Linked DNA regions of Homo sapiens: all the other regions are linked to region 2. The links are chromatin loops, found by intact Hi-C in ENCODE. Cell type or tissue: PC-9. All regions are shown on one strand.

Evidence for each region. Hi-C counts contacts between places; a loop is a spot of excess contacts. Peaks named below come from ENCODE experiments on the same cell type or tissue, not always from the same donor. Only the 100,000 strongest peaks of a DNase experiment are listed, where the experiment ranks them.
Region 1: it touches region 2 in a loop (7-fold over the local background); 3 of 110 quality-filtered maps call a loop at or near these places.
Region 3: a loop joins it to region 2, with 2.0 times the contacts of the local background. A loop is called at or near these places in 2 of 110 quality-filtered maps.
Region 4: it touches region 2 in a loop (8-fold over the local background); 3 of 110 quality-filtered maps call a loop at or near these places.

Annotation. Positions count from the first base shown.
Region 1 is chr6:139,566,839-139,571,838 of GRCh38, reverse strand. No RefSeq gene overlaps it. Among named protein-coding and RNA genes, the nearest start is that of LINC01625, 95 kb to the right of the region's middle. In PC-9, no CTCF peak of the experiment used is centred here; DNase peaks (open chromatin) are centred at 2,028 and 2,838; H3K27ac peaks cover 2,019 bases.
Region 2 is chr6:139,514,453-139,519,452 of GRCh38, reverse strand. No RefSeq gene overlaps it. Among named protein-coding and RNA genes, the nearest start is that of LINC01625, 42 kb to the right of the region's middle. RefSeq lists a cis regulatory region at 359-835. In PC-9, no CTCF peak of the experiment used is centred here; a DNase peak (open chromatin) is centred at 2,952; H3K27ac peaks cover 957 bases.
Region 3 is chr6:139,434,519-139,439,518 of GRCh38, reverse strand. It overlaps LOC107986651 (a long non-coding RNA gene), which reads right to left. Exons shown (of 6, transcript XR_001744382.1): 3 at 4,668-4,741; 4 at 3,059-3,182. Among named protein-coding and RNA genes, the nearest start is that of LINC01625, 38 kb to the left of the region's middle. In PC-9, no CTCF peak of the experiment used is centred here; DNase peaks (open chromatin) are centred at 48 and 2,848; H3K27ac peaks cover 2,050 bases.
Region 4 is chr6:139,405,510-139,410,509 of GRCh38, reverse strand. No RefSeq gene overlaps it. Among named protein-coding and RNA genes, the nearest start is that of CITED2, 33 kb to the right of the region's middle. In PC-9, no CTCF peak of the experiment used is centred here; DNase peaks (open chromatin) are centred at 1,309, 2,509, 3,329 and 3,789; H3K4me3 peaks cover 1,694 bases; H3K27ac peaks cover 4,244 bases.

The DNA of each region.
Region 1 (5,000 bases), 52 kb before region 2:
TTACATTTATTATGCACTTTATTTCTATTATTATTACATTGTAATATATAATGAAATAATTATACAACTCAGCCAGGCATGGTGGCTCACGTCTGTAATCCCAGCACTTTGGGAGGCCGAGGCAGGTGGATCACGAGGTCAGGAGATCGAGACCATCCCGGCTAAAACGGTGAAACCCCGTCTCTACTAAAAATACAAAAAAATTAGCCGGGCGTGGTGGCGGGTGCCTGTAGTCGGGAGGCTGAGGCGGGAGAATGGCGTGAACCCGGGAGGCGGAGCTTGCAGTGAGCGGAGATCGCGCCAGTGCACTCCAGCCTGGGCGACAGAGTGAAACTCCGTCTTAAAAAAAAAAAAAGAAAAAAAAAGCAGAAAAGAAATAATTATACAACTCACCATAATGCAGAATCAGTGGGAGCCCTGAGCTTGTTTTCCTGCAGGAAAACTAAACGGTCCCCTTTAGGGGTGATGGGAGACAGTGATAGATCATCAGGCATTAAATTATCATAAGGAACACACGGCCTAGATCCCTCTTAGGCGTAGTAGGGTTCGCGCTCCTATGACTATCTAATGCCACCACTGATCTGACAGGAGGCGGAGCTCAGGCCATAATGTGAGTGATGCGGAGTGGCTGTAAATATAGATGAAACTTCCCTCATTCGCCCACCTGCCGCTCAGCTCCTGCTGTGCGTCCTGGTTCCTAACAGGTCACAGACTAGTACTGGTCCATGACCTGGGGGTTGGGGACCCCTGTTCTAAGGTATTGAGGATTTTGACCTCAACCTATGAATTTCAGGGGAATGCAATTCAAATCATAACATGCAGGAACAAAAGAAATTCCCTGCTGCCAAAAAACTTAAATTCAAATGTCAGGAGACATTGAATGTATGTGTGTATTTCTGTGTGTTTCAGAGGCAGTGAAAAATGCCCGAAAGTACCAGAGCAGTGACAGAGTTTAAGGGATTGCTACTTAAGATCCTCTCTGAAATGCCTTTTGAGCAGACCTGAATAAAGCCAGAGGCTGGACCTCGTGAAAATCCAAGTGGAAGCGTGGTCTGAGCGAACAGCATAGTGAGTGCAGATGCTCTAGACTAGAACCTCTCATTGCTGCCTCCCGCTGCAAAAGGGTCTGGGAAGTGTTAATTGTGCCAGGCACGATGTGTGCTGGGAGATATTTCACTACCAGCCCTTGGTAATTTCCTCTCCCTTTTGAAGACTTATTTCAATATTTTTTGAGCATCTACTATACTCAGCCTGCTTGGAGCTAAGTGAAAATCAAAATGAGACTGATCTTTGTCTTCTTGGAGCAAGGTTTTAAACGACTACATAATATTAGATTGGACAAGCCATAATAACTCATTGTAATTTTACTTTTCACCTCACTTCTAAGAGAAAGAAAGACCAAATAGCCTCTGAGAGAATTTTTCCCATGATAGGGTATTAAAACTTCACAAGACTCATTCCATTGGCAGCTGCTCAATTGCTGGAATTGGCTTTTATCTCAAATTAAAATCTGATACTTACACCTACTGGACGTAGAACAACACAGAACAAATATTTTTTCTCTTCCGTGTGATCATTCTTAAAATTTTGAAGAAAACTTGAATGTTTATTTATTTCCTCATTGCCTTTCACTCTCTATGTACCCCACAGTCCCTGCAATATTTATTTGCCTCTGGGTACTCTCTACTTAGTCCGAGTTTTCACTAACTGCTAGGCCTAGAGAATATGGGTTGCATGTAGGTTTTGAACATTTCCATGTTCAGTGGGAGTGTTGTTTATTGTGATGTAGATGTTATGCTTCCATTAATCCAGCCCAAGATTAAGTCAGCATTATTTGTAATCATAATGAAATGCTGGCTTCCATTAAACATTCAAATGAACATATTTTTACTTCAGCGTTAGACTTTACATTCACCACCTTCGTATTTCATCTTACTGGTTTCGATCTTCCATCTGCATGTCTTGATACTTTTTCAAATCATGACTCCATATCTATTGCACTGTGACAGAAAAGAGAAGTCCTCAGATTATTCACCGTATGACTCTGACTGAGTCACTTGATTTTCCTGAACCTCAGTTCTGCCCACTGTAAAAATAAAGGAGAGTTGGGATCTAGCAATAAGTCTGTTCTGTATAGTTGTGAGAATCAAACATGACAATCTAGGCAAAACTATTCTTTAATATGAGAAACACTATGCAAGTGTTAGTTAATAGGATTGATAGGATTGGCTTTTCTTCTTGATTTTTGTCAACTGTAAAAGTGACAAGTGTGTTTTCTATGTCTTTAGCCAACTCATTAATTCAAATGCCAGGCAAATTAAGACCAAAATATTAATCAATGTGCTTTAGGTTTGTTTACAACCTGTTGTGAATCTATCTAAAGGTATTATGACCCTATTGGTATATTCAGTTTACCTTAACCTCAAAGATCTCATCAGCCTGGCTGTGTGTCAACACGATATGGTGTAGTAGTTACCATCAACTGCTTTGAGTCGGACAAATTTAGCCTCAATTCCGGCTCAGCCACTCACTGGCAAGTAATTCGTGTAAATTACTTGATCTTACTGATTCTCTGTTTCTTATCTTTAAAAAGGGAGATAAACAAAGTACTTACCTACTGGAACTATTGTGAGGGGTAAATAAAGCAGAGCCTAGCATAGAGTAAACGTTCAACAGTGGTTGCAATTTTTATGATATTATGAAAATTAAGTCATCCTAGTCAATCCTCTGATCTTATGAAGTAGCTCTATTTCAAAAACAATAAAATAAATTAAGCTAGCATAACATGACATTCCCTGTGAACCTATGTTCACTCCCAGTAACCACCACATTCCTTTGTTAACAGTCATGAACCATTAGCTTAAAAATCCATTCTTGACTTTTTCTAGGTTCACCATCTGAGAATAGCTGATCTGTTTGTGAATTATGGAATCTGCTTCCTTTTTGTGAAAAATTAATTGACATTTCCCTTATTCATTCATCTCTTGGTCTCTGAAAGATCTCAGTAGTTACTGATATTAATCCTCAGTTCATATTCACTCATTCAAAATGAATATTCTGAGTATCTACTATTTGCCCAACATTCCAGTTTTCTCAGCAGCCTGGCATAACTTGCGCCTGTCCTGTGTTCTCATTTAAAGTGACCAGGCTTTGTCTTACTGTCCACTTATCTATGTAGACTTGCAGTCAACTCCCTCTTTACATTGTTTGTGAATGTGGACAAGTCATTTAATGCTAAGTCACAATTTCCACCCCAGTAAAGTAGGATAACTACTGTGACTACCTCACAGGGCAAAAATAAATGAGACGAAGTGAAAAAAAAAAGTCCCCCAAACCCAAAGCACCCCCCAAAATTAATTCAAGGCATAATTTTCTTTTCCTTCCAGCCAGCAGACCACTTTCCTTGCTGCTGAACGTGAAAACAGAATATGAATTTACCAGTTCTGTTATCTGTTATTATTACACCATCTGCCCCAAGCAGTTTGGAATCACTTCCTTGTTCTACTTTCAAACACAGATGAAAATGACTTTTTGTGGTCTTTAACATTTTCAATAAACCCAAATTTTGTTATTTTTTGTTATTCATTTGTTATTTATACCCCTATGATATTCTGTATTAAAATACAAGTACAGTCAGATCCAGCCAAACCAAAAAAGGATGAAGAGATCAAGCATGAAAAGGAGGAGATAGAGCCTTGCTCTGACTGGATCATAAACCTGCCTGGGAGCAAGATGACAGAATGGAAGTCTCCAGTGCTCATTGTCCCTCTTCCTTACAGGAACATCAAACTGCACAGCTATCCAAACAAAAAAGCGCTTTCCTTAGAACCAAAACTCGGCCGGGCGCAGTGGCTCACGCTTGTAATCCCAGCACTTTGGGAGGCCGAGGCGGGTGGATCACGAGGTCAGGAGATCGAGACCATCCTAACACGGTGAAACCCCATCTCTACTAAAAATACAAAAAATTAGCCGGGCGTCGTGGCGGGTGCCTGTGGTCCCAGCTACTCGGGAGGCTGAGGCAGGAGAATGGAGTGAACCTGGGAGGCGGAGCTTGCAGTGAGCCAAGATCGCACCACTGCACTCCAGCCTGGGCAACAGAGCGAGACTCCATCTAAACAAACAAACAAAAAGAACCAAAACTCAGGTAAGCAATCACAGTACTGGGTTTTAACATCATATTAAGGAAAGAGGCACAGAAGAGAGTAGGAAAGACAGTCCAGAACTGTTGACACCACCCTTCCTCCATCCCCTGGCAGTGGCTGCATGGCACACAGACAGCATCTGTGTGCTTGGGGAAGGAAGAGCACAGTGATTGTGGGACTTTGCGTTGGAACTCAGTGCTGGCTTGTTGCAGTGGAAAACAACACAGGGCAGAACTCAGCCCGTGACCATGGAGGGAGTGTTTAGACCAGCCCGAGCCACAGGCAAATCATTCATCATAGCAGTTGGAATCTGAGTTCCGGCAGACCCCCCACTCACTGCAGGCTAAAGTGCTCTGGGGATCTAAATAAACTTGAAAGGTACTCTAGGCCACAAAGACAGCAATTCCTGGGCAAGTCCTGGTGCTCTTCTGGGCTCATAGCCAGTGGACTTGGGGGGCACATGACCTAGTGAGACACCAGCTGGGAGTGGGAAGGGAGTGTTTGCACCACCTCTCCCCCAACCATAGGCAGTGCAGCTTGCAGCTCTGAAAGAGACTCCTTCCCTCAGTTTGAAATAAGAGTAAAGGAGACTTGGTCTTTCAGCTCGGGTACCAGCTCAGTGACAGTACAATAGGATAGCAGACAGGGTCCTGAGACCCTCATTCCAGGCACTAGCCCCTGGATGACATTTCTAAACACATGTTGGGCCAGAACCATTTCCAGCTGTGGTAGCTATAGGGAGAGAATTCTTCTGGAGGGAAGGAAAAGGAAGAGTAAAATGAACTTCATCTTGCAGCTTAGGTACTAGCGTGGCCACAGTAGGACAGTGCACCAAGTGGGCTCCTGGAGTCCTCAATT
Region 2 (5,000 bases):
TCAAGGGAGAAAATTCCTCTTATCCTTGCTAAGCCATATCTACATGGAAATAATAGTCAATAGGCTTTCTATATCTAGATGGTAACGGTTTCTTTTCCCAAGGATTGGCACCAGATAGGTTGTTTGGGGAAAGGGGTAAGAAGGGGAAGCACGTGGATTTGCCGCTCACACCTACTATAAACGCTACAAAACAACATTCTTCTTTTATTTTGAAGCCACATTCTGTAAGCTTGTGAGTTAATTCATTAATTCACCAGAAATTTATTTTACACTCATCACACATCAGACACTATGCCAGGCCCTCAGGATATAAAAGTGAATAAATAATATAATTAATCATAATAATAGCTTCCATTATTGGGTGGCTAGCATGTGCCAGGAATTCTACCTCCGTTATGCAATGGAATGCCCACAACTAACTTCTAAATGAGGCATTATGTTCCCATTTGTCAATGGAACACTAAGATGAAGAAATGAGCGTTCTGAGAGGCTAATAAAAGTGGCAGATGGCTCAAGGAACTCCAGTGTGAGAGCGAGATAAGCACTCCATGTTTGCAATATTCTATGGGAAATGCTAAAACAGAGATTACAAAAATAATAGGAGGAGCTTCTAACTCAGCACAGGGGAGAGGAGATCGATAGGCGAGGAGAGGGGAAAGTAGGAGTGTGTATGAGAGCCAGAGAGATAAGGTATCTCTCTGAGGGTGTGTGTGTGGGGGCGGGGGAGAATGTGTGTCCGTGTGTGTATGTCTGTGTGTGCGTGGGTATACATGTTTCTTTCTGTTTGTTTTTTGTTTTTTTGTTTGTTTGTTTGTTTGTTTTTGAGACAGACTCTCGCTCTGTCGCCCAGGCTGGAGTGCAATGGCACGATCTCGGCTCACTGCAACCTCTGCCTCCTGGGTTCAAACGATTCTTCTGCCACAGCCTCCCAGGTAGCTGGGATTACAGGCGCCCACCACCACACCTGGCTAATTTTTGTAGAGACGGGGTTTCACCATGTTGGCCAAGCTGGTCTTGAACTCCTGACCTCAGGTGATCTGCCCGCCTTGACCTCCCAGAGTGCTGGGATTACAGGCGTGAGCCACCACGCCCGGCCCTGGGTATACATATTTGTGTGTGTGTGTGTGTGTGTGTGTGTGCCTGCGCGCAAGTGCACATGTGCCCTGGGGGGGGGAGAAGGTCATAGCACCCCAGAGATATACAGTCCAGGAAAGGAGATAGGGGTAATATGAACTGTCTTTCAACCAACCATACCCACAAAAAGCTTCCCTCTGCATTTCTGCAGGATGAAGCGTGTTGCAAGAGAAAACAGCAGGGCTTACGCACAGTGTTTGGGGGATGACACAAGAGGCCCTGACAAGATACTTTTTATCAGCTTGAAGAAGAGGGGGCATTTATCTTGACAGACTAATTACCCGCTTTGAGTTAGATATTGTTCCGTCTATCCGTGTACCCAATGTGGCTATAGTAATGACAGGTTTTTTAAACAAACAAACCAAAGCTTCTAGGTCCAAATAAATGCTGCAAAGTAGTCACCTTAAGTTTAATTGCTTATTTCATTGTCTCTCTCATTGCTCAAGGCATTTCAGAAACATCTCTTTTGAAATTGCCTTCATAGCTTACGGTGCATTTTTTTTTTGAATATCCTTAACGGTGATAAATTTTCACCAGTTAAAGGGTAGTATTTTTGGTTTTGTTTCAAGTCAAAAAAATCATTTTGAGCTAAGTCCATGATGACTGATTAAACTGGATAAAAATAATCAAAAACACCAATTAAATGCTAGGCACTAAACTGTTTTTCATGAATCATCTCACCTAATTTAATTCTTAACACAAATCTATAAGGTGAATATTAATGTCCCTATTTGATATATATTTAATAATTATAAAATTAGCACATGTTATTGAAGGAAGGTTGAAAAATCTTGAAGAGTAGAGACCAAAGCTGCTTCAGTGTCCCACTTACCCACATCGAATCACTACTGATATTACTGCGCTTATCTACCTAGTGTTTCTTCTATGGGTAAGCATAAGAATACATTTTCCCCAAAAATTAATAACAATGTGTATAACCTTATAATTTTTCACTTACTATTATATTGTGAACAATTTTTCATGTCACTAAATTTCTTCCACAAAAATCTTTACTCCCTATTTGGTATTCCTGTTTGTGGATATATCATAGTCTACTCACACAATTCCAATATTTCAATGCTGCAAAGGAACATTCTTCATAGATAAAACTTTGTGGATTTTTATGATCGTTCCCATCAGATAATTTCCTAGAAGTAGAACCACTAGATCCAGGACATGAATCTTTTTGTTAAAAGTTTCCCATTTCTTGGATGAGTAAATCAAAACTCATTAAGCACTTTCCAAGATCATAAAAGTACAATCTAGCGGAAGTTAGATTTGATGCAGGTCTTTGACTCTCTAAAGCCTGTGGGGTTTTTTTTTTCCCCCAATATGATAAATTAATTTTGATGGAAAATGAGAAATATCAATAAAATAAAGAATTTTCACACGTGCAACCAAAACTATTCATGAAAGGCTGTTTTTAAAGGAGTTAAAAAATGCTTTGGATTTGCATTGTTTCCCTAGGTGACTCTTCCAGGAATCAAGCTCGTTTCTGAGTTTGTGTTTTGTTATATTTCTTCCTAAAGCACTCATTTTACTTCATTGTTACATTCTTTGAAGATGTCAGTTCTGTCCTTTATGAATCTACAATATTATGAATATTCTGGCCCACGCACTGGGATTTTGGTTAAAGTGACAAAAAGCACAGTCTCTCTGGCATTTAGGTAACCAGTTTTGGACAAACTTGGTTACAATTCAGGCAAGCCGCAGGCAGGTTGGGAGTCCACACCCACGTGTTTAGAATACCAAATGACTAATAGATAACCAGTCTTCTTTAAGCCTGGCTACATTCTGATAACAAGGAAAAAAAAAAAAAAAAAAAAAAAAAAAAATCTTCCACCCAGAGCTCTCTAGTTTGTTATAAACATGTAGCCTGTTCTCCTGGAAGGATGAGTGGAATGAGCAATACAAGAACAACCTGCTCCCGGCCGGGCGCGGTGGCTCACGCCTGTAATCCCAGCACTTTGGGAGGCCGAGGCGGGCGGATCACGAGGTCAGGAGATCGAGACCATCCCGGCTAAAACGGTGAAACCCCGTCTCTACTAAAAATACAAAAAATTAGCCGGGCGTAGTGGCGGGCGCCTGTAGTCCCAGCTACTTGGGAGGCTGAGGCAGGAGAATGGCGTGAACCCGGGAGGCGGAGCTTGCAGTGAGCCGAGATTGCGCCACTCCAGCCTGGGCGACAGAGCGAGACTCCGTCTCAAAAAAAAAAAAAAAAAAAAAAAAAAAAAAAAAAAAAATTGAGATTCAATGTATTCATCTTGTTGTCTAGAAAAAGTATGCCTTTATACGAAAAACATATATATTTATACAGACACACAGAAATGCACACAGGTAAGAACATACTAAGCCTTAATGAGTTTGCTGTACACATGAGACTTTCTGCAGCAGAATAATGCATCAGTGGCAAAATAGGTCAAATGGTGGGAACCTCCACATCTTTGAAATCTTTATGAATACAATGCTGTTCCCACATTACCTCTTGCCTAAGAGCTTCAAAACAGAGCCTTGTGAGGAATGTGAAGCAGAATAAAAATCCCAGCTCTTGTGTGGCACATTAAAGAGCCCCACATTCTGGGACTCTGGTGTCATGTTCACAGGGACACATTCTTGTGGCTAAAACAGTGCTTGTAGGTCGTCTGCTCTGAATGAAAAGGGATTTTCCATATGTGTTTTCATAATGAGTGTTAGGATTTGGTTACATGTTTTATCCAAACTGTGAAAAGCTGATGGTAGCAATTCAGAATTCTAGCAATGATCTAAACGACATGCTTACGTTTTCATAGAAACATTGTGGGGAACACTCTTCAAACCACTCTCTTGGTGCCATGCTTATTTTTTAATTTCACAGTCTATTTCAACACATTTTTCCCACGTATGAAGCTCAGCTCCTTCACTTTCCCCCCATCATTTCCGTAGAGCTATGTTCATGTCAGATACAAGAAAAAAGGTATTGAGAGTCAAGGAATACAGCAGGTTTGTGCAGGAATAATTGTGGTAGCTCGGATGTTCCCTGAGTAACACTTAGACGTTGAACATTCATTTCTGTAAAGTCTCTAATAAAAATGTTAGCAACCACAGGGCTCGTCTTTCTGAGCGTTACCTCTTCTCTCCCAGGTCATTTTGTGCTTTTATCAAAACTGATTTCTCTGGCCATGTCTGTAGCATATGTTGCTTTATTGTTTGCTAATATCATGCTAACATTACACTCACAAAACAGTCTGTGGAGCCTGACTTCTGTCCACACAGTCTGTGTTACAGCACAAGCTGGAGATTGTTCCCAGCTCTAGTCAAATGACTCCCTTTAGGCAAGTTGCTTAACGTCAGTTTCCACATGTATCAACTGGGATCCACGCTATGATCTATCTGAGGTCTTTGGAGGAAAGGCCACATTCCTTGTTTCTCAAACTCTCTCCTTGCAGGGGACCAGTCTTCTGACTTTGCAGACAAAAGAAAGACCCATCATTTTTAAATGGCCTTCTTTTGCCTGGTGGGCCAAGCATTATCAGATCCTTACTTTTTAAATACTTCTTTATCTCTCAAATACACAACTGTCTCCTGAAACTTGTAAATATTTTCCAAAACTTGAATGTGTGTTTACTCAAAAACATCCTATCAAGGTGTAATTTTGGAGGTAGAATATATTACCAATTTATTTTACTAATGCATGTACAATCTGTTGTTCTACACGAGCAAAATGAATGTTTATTCTTTGCTTTAAGGCTGAGGTTCAAGTCAACAGTTTTTAAGCACAACCCACTGCGAACGATAGTGGAACTATAAATACAAACAAGGCCTTGTCTCTTCCCTTAAGGAGGTGATGATCCAGGAGAGACAGGGACTTCTAAAAGACTACAGCCCCA
Region 3 (5,000 bases), 80 kb after region 2:
CTCTAGCGGTTCCCTTAGCAACAGCTCTTACTTTTTACGACTCACCTTGGCTACACACTGCCTTCGCAATCGTTTGTCAGACTGATTTCCAAAACAGCTCAGATCCCTCTCAGAACTAAACATTCAGAGCAGGAGTTGAAGTGGAAAACATAAAACCTTTTTGAACAGAGGTTTAAAATCTCCTTAAAAGTCATCATAGCTTCCCAGGTCAACGGAAAAAAATATATATGTCAAAAAATAAGTGGGGAAAAGTAAAGAAACTACAAAAAGCTGTTGCACTGCAATTCTAAGTATTTGACAAATGTATACAGAGATGAAGAATAACAGCTGAAAATGAAAATAGTTTTATTGGTGTATTACGAAAGTAGGAGATTAAAAAATAATATTATATTCTTGTTATATTTGTTTTTTATAAAAATGTCAAAACACCTCTCATGCACTCATTCAACAAACATTTATGGTACTCTTAACTTGTGTTTACCTTTGTTTACTCCACCCTCCCCTCATCTTTTTCTCATCTCTCCTATGCCTTCAGGTGTTTAATCAGTCCTTTAATATTTGCACCTGTGTGTATACTTTCCCTCCCGATCGGGCTTTTCGATGGCAATGGATTGTCTATTTTTTTCCCCTATAAACCTTCACTACTTCTCTCCTGTGGATAGTATACTTGAGTTACATGAAACAAGTTCAAGTTTACAAGTTCAGCTAACATACCGGATAAAATACAGAGAAGGATCTTCATGCCTTCCCCCACTAGGGTTGGTGGTCCCCAAGAGAGGATAAACAACATCTGAACACCAGGGCCACCGTTTTAAAAGGGATGCTGGTATTCATTTAGGGTAAGAATGGGTGTGTGAATCAAGGTTCAATGAGATAAGCAGAACTACCGTGAGTGATGTAAAATAGGGATTCAAGTCTTAACACTAGTATGGGAGCTAGTGGAAAAGTCTACATGAGGCTGTGGCTTCTGTGACTGGCATGGGCATGGAGTGGCTGTGGACCTGAGCCAACAGTCAAGAAGGAAAGCTGGTCGTCAGTGCAGGAGCGCAAGGACAAACCAGAGCGTAAGAGAATAAACTGGGCCAAGCACGGTGGCTCACGCCTGTAATCCCAGCACTTTGGGAGGCCGAAGCGGGTGGATCACTTGAGATCAGGAGTTCGAGACCAGCCTGGCCAACATGGTGAAACCCCATCTCTACTAAAAATACAAAAAGTAGCTGGGCCTGGTGGCATGCACCTGTAATCCCAGCTACTCAGGAGGCTGAGGCACGAGAATCACTTGAACCCGGGAGGCAGAGGTTGCAGTGAGCCGGAATCGCATCACTGCACTCCAGCATGGGCGACAGAGCGAGACTCCTTATCAGGAAAAAAAAAAAAAAAAAGGAGAAAGAGAGAGAATAAACTGGAACCCATGAGGACAAATTGGAATTCACGTCTGTCTTTCATCCGCTTCAGCATCAGTGACAAGGAAATCTGCATGGTAAAGCCAACACACTTTACCATGGAGCTGTGCATATATCAGGCTAGAGATTCAGAGAAGCCAAAGGAAGATCCGTGGTTGCTGGAGGAGCTGTGGCCTGGGTGGTCCACAATGTGAACTCATGACCGTCATCAGTTTGCATAATCTGCCACTGCACCTGCAGTTCTACATCCACCTTCAGTGGGTGAAATATGGCTGCTGCTTCACTTTCTCCTTCCAGATCTTGTTCAAATCTTTTTTGTGCCTAAATGTAACCTGGAGCCACAATGAAAGGGATTACGAGAAATGGAGTTTAACTAAGATGACCCAGTACAAAGGTACACAATAGATGTCTCCATTTCTCTCCCCGGAATGAGTTTGTAGAAACAACAGCTATAATCATTCTAAATTCAATTTAATCCTAGGCTTGGCACCAAATCTCAAGGTTCTGGAATTTCCAGAAGACTTGCTTAAGGGTCTCATTCTCATGTCTAAATGTAGGAATGGAGAAGTCAACTAAATAGGAGATCCTTACAGAAACAAGAAGAAATGAAGGATTGGAGTTGGGAACTATTTGAAATTATACTAATGATCATGTCTTCTATTGAATTAAAAGCAACTACCAGTAATGTACTAAGGAGTTTTCCAAATTCCTAATCCTCTCTGTTGCCCTCCAAAAAAAAGGAGAGAGACAGAGAGAAAGATAAAAGTAGCAAGCTGCTCTTTGCATGAAGAAGTCATTCATGTATTCATCGACAAGAAGCAGCAGCCAAGCATTTACAGAGTACCTATCCAGCTACTCGGGCAGGCTGGGCACTGTGCTAATATAGCGTCCTACATGGGGACTGTCTTACAGAAGATTGGAAAAAGGATAAGAATCCATTTTTAGCATATTTGAACAGAAAGTTGCTATGCAACAGCCTCACACCTAAGCAAAATGCTGGCTGCTGGCCTTCAGCCTGGGCATGGCCCAGGGCAGGTGGAGGCAACTGACACCAAGGACATTCTCTCAGAGACAAGACAGCCCCTGGAAGCCCCACTAGCAGATCTACCTGGGATCCTTAGATTAAAAATTATGTGCAAATAGCTATCAAAATGTCAGAGAACACTCAACTAAAAGCATGATCATGATCGTCATCATCATCATCATCGTCATGACTCCTGCTACCCACACAATCTGCAAATAGCAAGACTTTTGTCCTTCTACACAGACGTGGAGTCCAGCCAAATACCTCTGTGGCCTGAGGCATCTGCAGATCTGGACCCAGTCAACAGAGGTTGAGTGATTGGATGTGGGCCAGAAAATTCCTTACTTTTATTTCTTCCACTTGGTGGAATAAGAACACAGTGTTGTCTTGGTAAAACCCGCTCCTGTGCTTCTTCCCTTTGCAAAAGGCAGGCTGGACATCATTACTTTGAAAACATGACATTTTTTGCATTGGTGAGTTGGGTTGGGTTTTGTTTTGCTGTTGTTGTTTCCTGTATAATGATTATTCACATACACCTGACTAATCACTTGTCACATTAAAAGTCAAAGGCCTCCCATCAGGAATTTAGAGGATTTATTTTCCCCACCATGGAGTTCTCATCAGGACTGACCTGTTAGAACCAGTTTGATGGCCACAGCTGCTTGCATCCCCATGACTGCCGCACAGTCCCTTTAATCACTTCTCAGAGTCCAGGGAGGTCCCTGGGAAGGCTGATTCCACTGCGGGATATTTATCTGAAGTAAATTCAGAAAATGGTGTCATCTCTTGCCATGTGGATGCAGAATATCATAATAATATCATTCCTATTCGTTCCAGTAAGGTTCATTTGACTGTATCTGCTTTTATTTTAAAATAGAAATCTTGCCCTGCTGTGGATCACACATTTTCCCACCCAAGTTAATTGGTAATGCCAAAAATGTACCTTATAATGGATTTTTACTAGGCATTAAAAATATATAATTGGCCAGGCACAGTGGCTCACTCCTGTAATCTCAGCACTTTGGAAGGCAGAGGCGGGAGGATCGTTTGAGCCAGGGAGTTCGAGACCAGCATGGGCAACATGAGACCCTGTCTCTATTTTATAAATAAAAAATAATAACAAAATTTTAAAATACATAATCAAGTAAGAGCAGCTATATTGAAACATTCATATAAACTCTAGTCAATACATTTGGTTTCTCAGCTATTCCTCCACAGTGAAATATTTGGTATTAAATAAGTGTATGTTAAGTGGTAATAAATCTTCAACTTCAGTCATTTCAATATTTTGCTAACCTCCAAGCAATTGACTTTTAAATTCATCTAATTTTTATTATTATGATAATACATAAAATCATGTTCATCAATACAAAATAGATCCATTTAGCTCATCAGTATTTTATATATTCATAAATTTTATAAAATATGAGGAAATTTTCATGGTATTTTCTGATGTGCCTTGTTAGAGAATAAAATTTATGCTTTTGAAAAATTATATTTGGTTACTAGTCTTTCCCTCTAGTCTTATAATTTTCTGACAAAAAATACACCCTCTACAATAAAACATAAATATTCAGAATTTGAAAACACATGACAATGATGAATTGGTCACATTTACATTTATTAACTATAACAAAAATGTAATATCTACCATCAGTAAGAACTTGCTATATGCCAGGTGCTGTGCTAAACACATTATGTGGGTTACCTCCCTTAATCCTTATAAAACTTCTGTGTGTGAGTACTGAGTACTATAAGTATTAGACCCATTTCATACATAAATAACATATGCTGTAGAGAGGTAAAGTAAATATACAAGGCTACCCAGCTGGTAAGTGGTACAACTGGGATATCAGTCACAGGTCTGATTCTAGAGTTTGAGCTCGTGCCACACAGACTAGTGATCTTCAGTTTAAGGGGGATGAAGGGTTACAGAGTTCTCTGAGAAGCTGGTTAAAGTTACAGGACCTCTCACGAGGAAAATGCAACCCCCCCCACACGTACACACACATTTTCACTGCATACAGTTATAAGGGTTTCTAGAACCCCTTAAAAACCATCCAGCATTTCCTTGGTATCCATAAGCCCTAAATTATGGCACTCCTATTTAAATATTTCCTTAAGTATTAAGGTGTAGGGATTTGATTGCTGACTATCTAAAGACATTGCTCTGCAAATGAAAATGTTACATGAATGTGGAGAAAGAGCAACCCAGATACTTAGACACCTGAATGTCCTACCTGTGGTCAGAGCCAGGGAGTCAGAAAATAAGGAGTCCTGCCCTACAGGTGTCTGTGTTAGGTTCTTCCAGTTACTGCAAGAAATGAGGGAGGAGTGGTGGTTGTAAGAATACACACTGGAGAGAGAACCTCACAGAAATAAGAACAAGCACTGTGGTAGGGCCAGACCTTTCTGAGCATGAAATTGGACAAGAAGATTGTGCAGGTCCAGAGACAATTCTCTGCCAGCAGCAGCAGGGTTATGTGGTGGGACCCCTGTGATCTGTCTCTGCTCATCCACTCAGTTCTCTTCTATCTAACTGATTTATTCTTTACTCCAGATTGTATGGTTCA
Region 4 (5,000 bases), 110 kb after region 2:
TCTCAAGAAACTGGGACCATTAATGTACAATACTCTTCATTGTATTTTGCTCTGCTCTATATTCAAACCTGAATGAACCGGATTAAAAAAACACGCACTTTTTTTTTAACCTTTCACCTAACAAAGAATACAATAAACAGTAGCCTCATTCAGAGATCTTTGGTACAGAGCAGGATGCTTTAGACACTTAATATTAGTCTTATTAAGTCTTATTAGGCTTAGTAGTAGACATGTAAGAGAATAAGAGGAAAAGAGATGAGAAGAAGGCAGCTATTGGCAAAGTTTGGGAATCCCTAGCCCCCTTTTCCTCAGCCCGCATCTTTGGCACCGACATCCACCCACTACAGATGGCCTGTCAATGTCTTTCCAGGGCATCACAGCATTCTAGCCCAACCGTTTTCATGCCGTGCTCTCTTCGTCCTGTCTCTGACCCCCTCACACTCCACTTTGCAGGTTAGACATCTGGAATCTCATGTCCTCGGGGCCAGGTTTGGTTGTTAGGAAGCACAATAAACTATTCCTTTCAACTAATAGGATAGAGTAAAGTAGAAGACACCACTCACTTCACCACTTCGTATAGGTACATTCAAACTGCTACCAGGGCTTCCTGGAGGTGATGGCCACTCTTTTTTTTTTGAGATGGAGTCTCACTCTGTCGCCCAGGCTGGAGTGCAGTGGTGCAATCTTGGCTTACTGCAAGCTCTGCCTCCCAGGTTCATGCCATTCTCCTGCCTCAGCCTCCCAAGTAGCTGGGACCACAGGCCCGACTAATTTTTTGTATTTTCAGTAGAGACAGGGTTTCACCACCAGGATGGCATCGATCTCCTGACCTCGCGATCCGCCCATCTCGGCCTCCCAAAGTGCTGGGATTACAGGCGTGAGACACCGCGCCCGGCCGATGGCCACTCTTTTATTGACTCACCCCAAGACTGATCCCAGGGGTGAGGATCCTAGCCCAGGCTATAAGAAGAGATAATACCACGTCAGGTTTCAATTTTGGCCACTGGGCTGGAGATGGCTGAGTGAGGGATGAGTGAGGGGAGATCACAGCACTAGACCTGGCCTCATCAGTTGGCATGTTCCCTAACAGTATGCAGATGGACTAGCTGCAATCCAGCTAGCCTTCCTGGAGGAATCACTTCTACTCCCATCTCTGTGCAGGTTAACCACAATCAACATTTGAGTCACAATATCCAACATATATGGATGGCTTGTAGAAAACAACCTTTTAGAATTCCAGCACCAGTAACACCAGTCGCTAGCAACAGCCCTTGTCATAACAAGATATTGTGAGTTGTGCAACCAATTTCTTGTGGCTAGGAGGTTCTTTTGTCTGGCAGCCAGGTAAAACAAGGGCTGACTCCTTTAAACAGTCTCCCTTCCCCTACATACCCTTCATACACAGAATTCCTTTCGAAGCCACCGAAAATCCCTTTCCCAAAACAGAGATGAGAACAATTCGTTTGTTTTTGTATGAACCTTGGCTTTCCCTCCAACTATCCTAGCTAGTTCCCTTTTCTCTTTCAGACCCCTTCTCAAAGCTCCCGCATTCCACGTTCCCACGAGGGCTTTTCCGACGATGGGTCTTCTCTAAATCAAAGTGGCTACAGTCCAAAGTTGTACCAAAGAAAAATTCACCAGCTTCCAGCAAAGTCTCAGCAGTATGATTGACCTTTTCTTCCTGCATGTTTTTATTATTGTTTAATTGTCATGTCTGTCCCAGTTAGGTGACAAACATGAGGTAGGAATCGCTTTAATCCTTGCGTTTTTATAGTACTTCAAATGAATACTCCACTCAGTAAATTGAAAATCATTATTATATATAAATACATATGTTAATGCATGACCTGGAAGATCAAGTGGCAGAATGAATAAACAATTACTGGCAAACACCAGGGTATGGCATTTCAAGGAAGTCATCGCAGAATCACCAGCAATTATCTTCACAAACTTAAGGTATCTATGGACTGAAAGAGAGAAATGCACATGTGTTTCTGAAAGAAAAATAAGAAAACTAAAAAAATTAGACTCAATGTCTTAACATTCAAATCCAGAAATATATTGTTATCCTATAGACACACACACACACACACACACAGACACACACACACACACACACACACACACACACATACACACTAGCTTACTGGAAAAAAATTAAGACCGTTCTGTTTAAAAAGAAACTGTCTCAATCAGTTTCTTTTTAATTAGCATTTGACTAAGATCACATTAGTCAACTGCTACTCCTCAAAAGTATGACAAGTCGGGTAAAAATCAAGTAGAAGGCAAAGACATAAATAGTTTTGAGTATTGTGCAGTTTTAAGTGTTGTCTTGCTATTGGGCAATTCAGAACTGCACCCTGAAATCATCCCCTCATCCGGTAGATGCATAAGTGATTAGAAGGCTTTTCTCACTAAGTAATTATTAATGGTCCAGTGGCAGCCCAGAGATGCATACCTCATGGAATTCCAGAGAGGTTGGTCTTAACTTAGTGCTATTTTTAGTAGTGACTTAGATGATGGGAGAGAATGTGGTTATTAAATTCAGCGATGACATCAAATCAGGTGTGGTACATTCCACTTTGGAAAACTGGATAGAAGTGCAAATGATCTTGATAAGTTGGAGAAGTGGGTGGACATAAACAGGGTGAGGTTCTGTAGTGTCATTCATATGGGAAGAAAAACAAACCACAGAAATGCAGGATTCATTCTGTGATGTCATACAGAAAACGCTCTGGAGATCATCGTCAACACAAGCTATTAGGGTTCAGGCTTGAGCTTTAAAAGCATGTTTGATTTAGTAAAAGAAAAACAAGTGTTCTTTCCTTGATGCTCAGTACCAGCTACAGGCTATCCTAGAATACTCCACACCATCTTTAAGTTCGCATTTTAAAGTGGAATACGGAGAATGTGAGGGTGTTTAATAAAAAATCAGTTTTTTAAATTGGTTATATGTTGAAGAAATAGCCCTTAGAGAAACAACTAAAATCATAAAGCTATTTGGCCTAGAGAAGACTATGAAAGGGACTTACTCAATTTCAACCTCAGGAAGAAGAAGGTGGGAGAAGATCAGTTTCAAATTAGATTAGAAAAGCTTTCTAATTTTTCTTTTAAAAAAGCTATAGAAAATCAGATATCCCTCACTGAAAACTTAAAAAAATGGGTTTAAGTTGGGAATTGCTTTATGTGTAGACAGAAGACAAAACTACACCTGGGAGAGTAAAATCAAACCCAAAATCTCTGTGTGTCCTGTTTATCTGGTTTGTCTCCCTTTTATCTGACAAAGAAAGCAGGGTTGAGAAGGAAGAGGAAGAACTGTCCAGGGCTTCAGGACCCTCACTTCCTTGACAGGACTCTGACAGCTCAAGCCCCATTGCTCACTCTTGCTTCCCAGGTCTAAATGCTGCATTGCTTGGATTCTTGGCTATTTTGTTTCAGGGATGGTCACTTTGCAGGTAATATTGAGCACAGAAACGCACACACATGCACACACACACACACACACACAAAGCCGAAGCCCTTCACCACCTCTAAGGTGGGAGGCAGCCTGATTCACCTCAAATTTCACTTTTGCTCATTCCCATCACTGGGCTTTGGCTCAAACCTTGGGCTCTGGTCTGAAATGCATAATACATCTTTTCATCGCCCTCCTAAGAACTCCCTGCTTTTCAAGGCCGGATGCAGTTCCACCTCTCACAGAGCCTGTCTGACCTCTTCTAGTCATAGCAATTTCTCCTTCTTAGGAACTCCCAGCATTTGTTTACTGTCAATGTCATTCACTTGATACATAGTCACACTCAGCCTTGTGACATCTCAGGTACTGTTGAATCACCATTTAACATTTACTGTGTGTCTACACTATACTACTACCTAGGCCATAAGCTCTTTAGGGTGAGGATTCTGTGTTAAACTGTGTTGTATCTACAGCACCTAACTCAGCAAGTGATGTACTCTGCTCATGGTAGGGACTAGGTTATTCCTTGCTTAATGAGTGAATGAATGATTAAGGAGAATGTTTAGAGTAAATTCGATCTGGAAACGTTGCTCTCTACCTTGGAAAACTGTTTCTAAGGAGGGACTATTTCATGAGAAAATAAAACCCAATTCAGGGAAAAACTTAACGTTTCATAAATTTTTGGTGGGAAAAGTAGATGTCAACATTATAAAACCCAGTAAAACAATCACAATGTCTGTTTTTATCTAGGAAATATTAAATTGCACAGTTCCTCACAGGAAAAGAAAACCAAATACCAAGTGTTCTCATTTATAAGTAGGAACTAAATGCTGGGGACTCATGGACACTGGGGACTATTAGAGGCGGGAGGAAGAATGGGGGGAGAGGGCGGAAAAACTATTGGGTACTATGCTTAGTACCTGGGTGAGAGGATCTATTGTACCCCAAACCTCAGCATCACACAATATACCCATGTAGCAAACCTGCACACGGACCCCTTGAATCTAAAATAAAAGTTGCAATATAAAAAACAATGGTTAATACTTGGCTTCTCATCGACAACAATGGAAGCCAAAATTCTTGTCAATCAAGAATTCTATGTCCAGATAACTCTCCTACAAGCTGTAGTAGCCATAGCTTTACCAATAAAGCAATGGCATTTTTAAAAATTTGTTAGACATCACCAATATATGTAATTCTTTTTTTTTTTTTTTTTGGGAAATGAAGTCTCACCCTGTCACCCAGGCTGGAGTGCAGTGGCGCCATCTTGACTCACTGTCACCTCCTCCTCCTGGGTTCAAGCAATTCTCGTGCCCCAGCCTCTGGAGCAGCTGGGATTACAGGTGTGTGCCACCCCACCTGGCTAATTTTTGTATTTTTTTAGTGAAGACACAGTTTCTCCATGTTGGCCAGGATGGTCTCGAACTTCTGACCTCAGGTGGTCCACCCACCTCAGCCTCCCAAATTGGTGGGATTACAGGCATGAGCCACTACACCCAGCCATATATACAATTTTTATTTGTCAATTTAAAAAAGTAAATTAAAA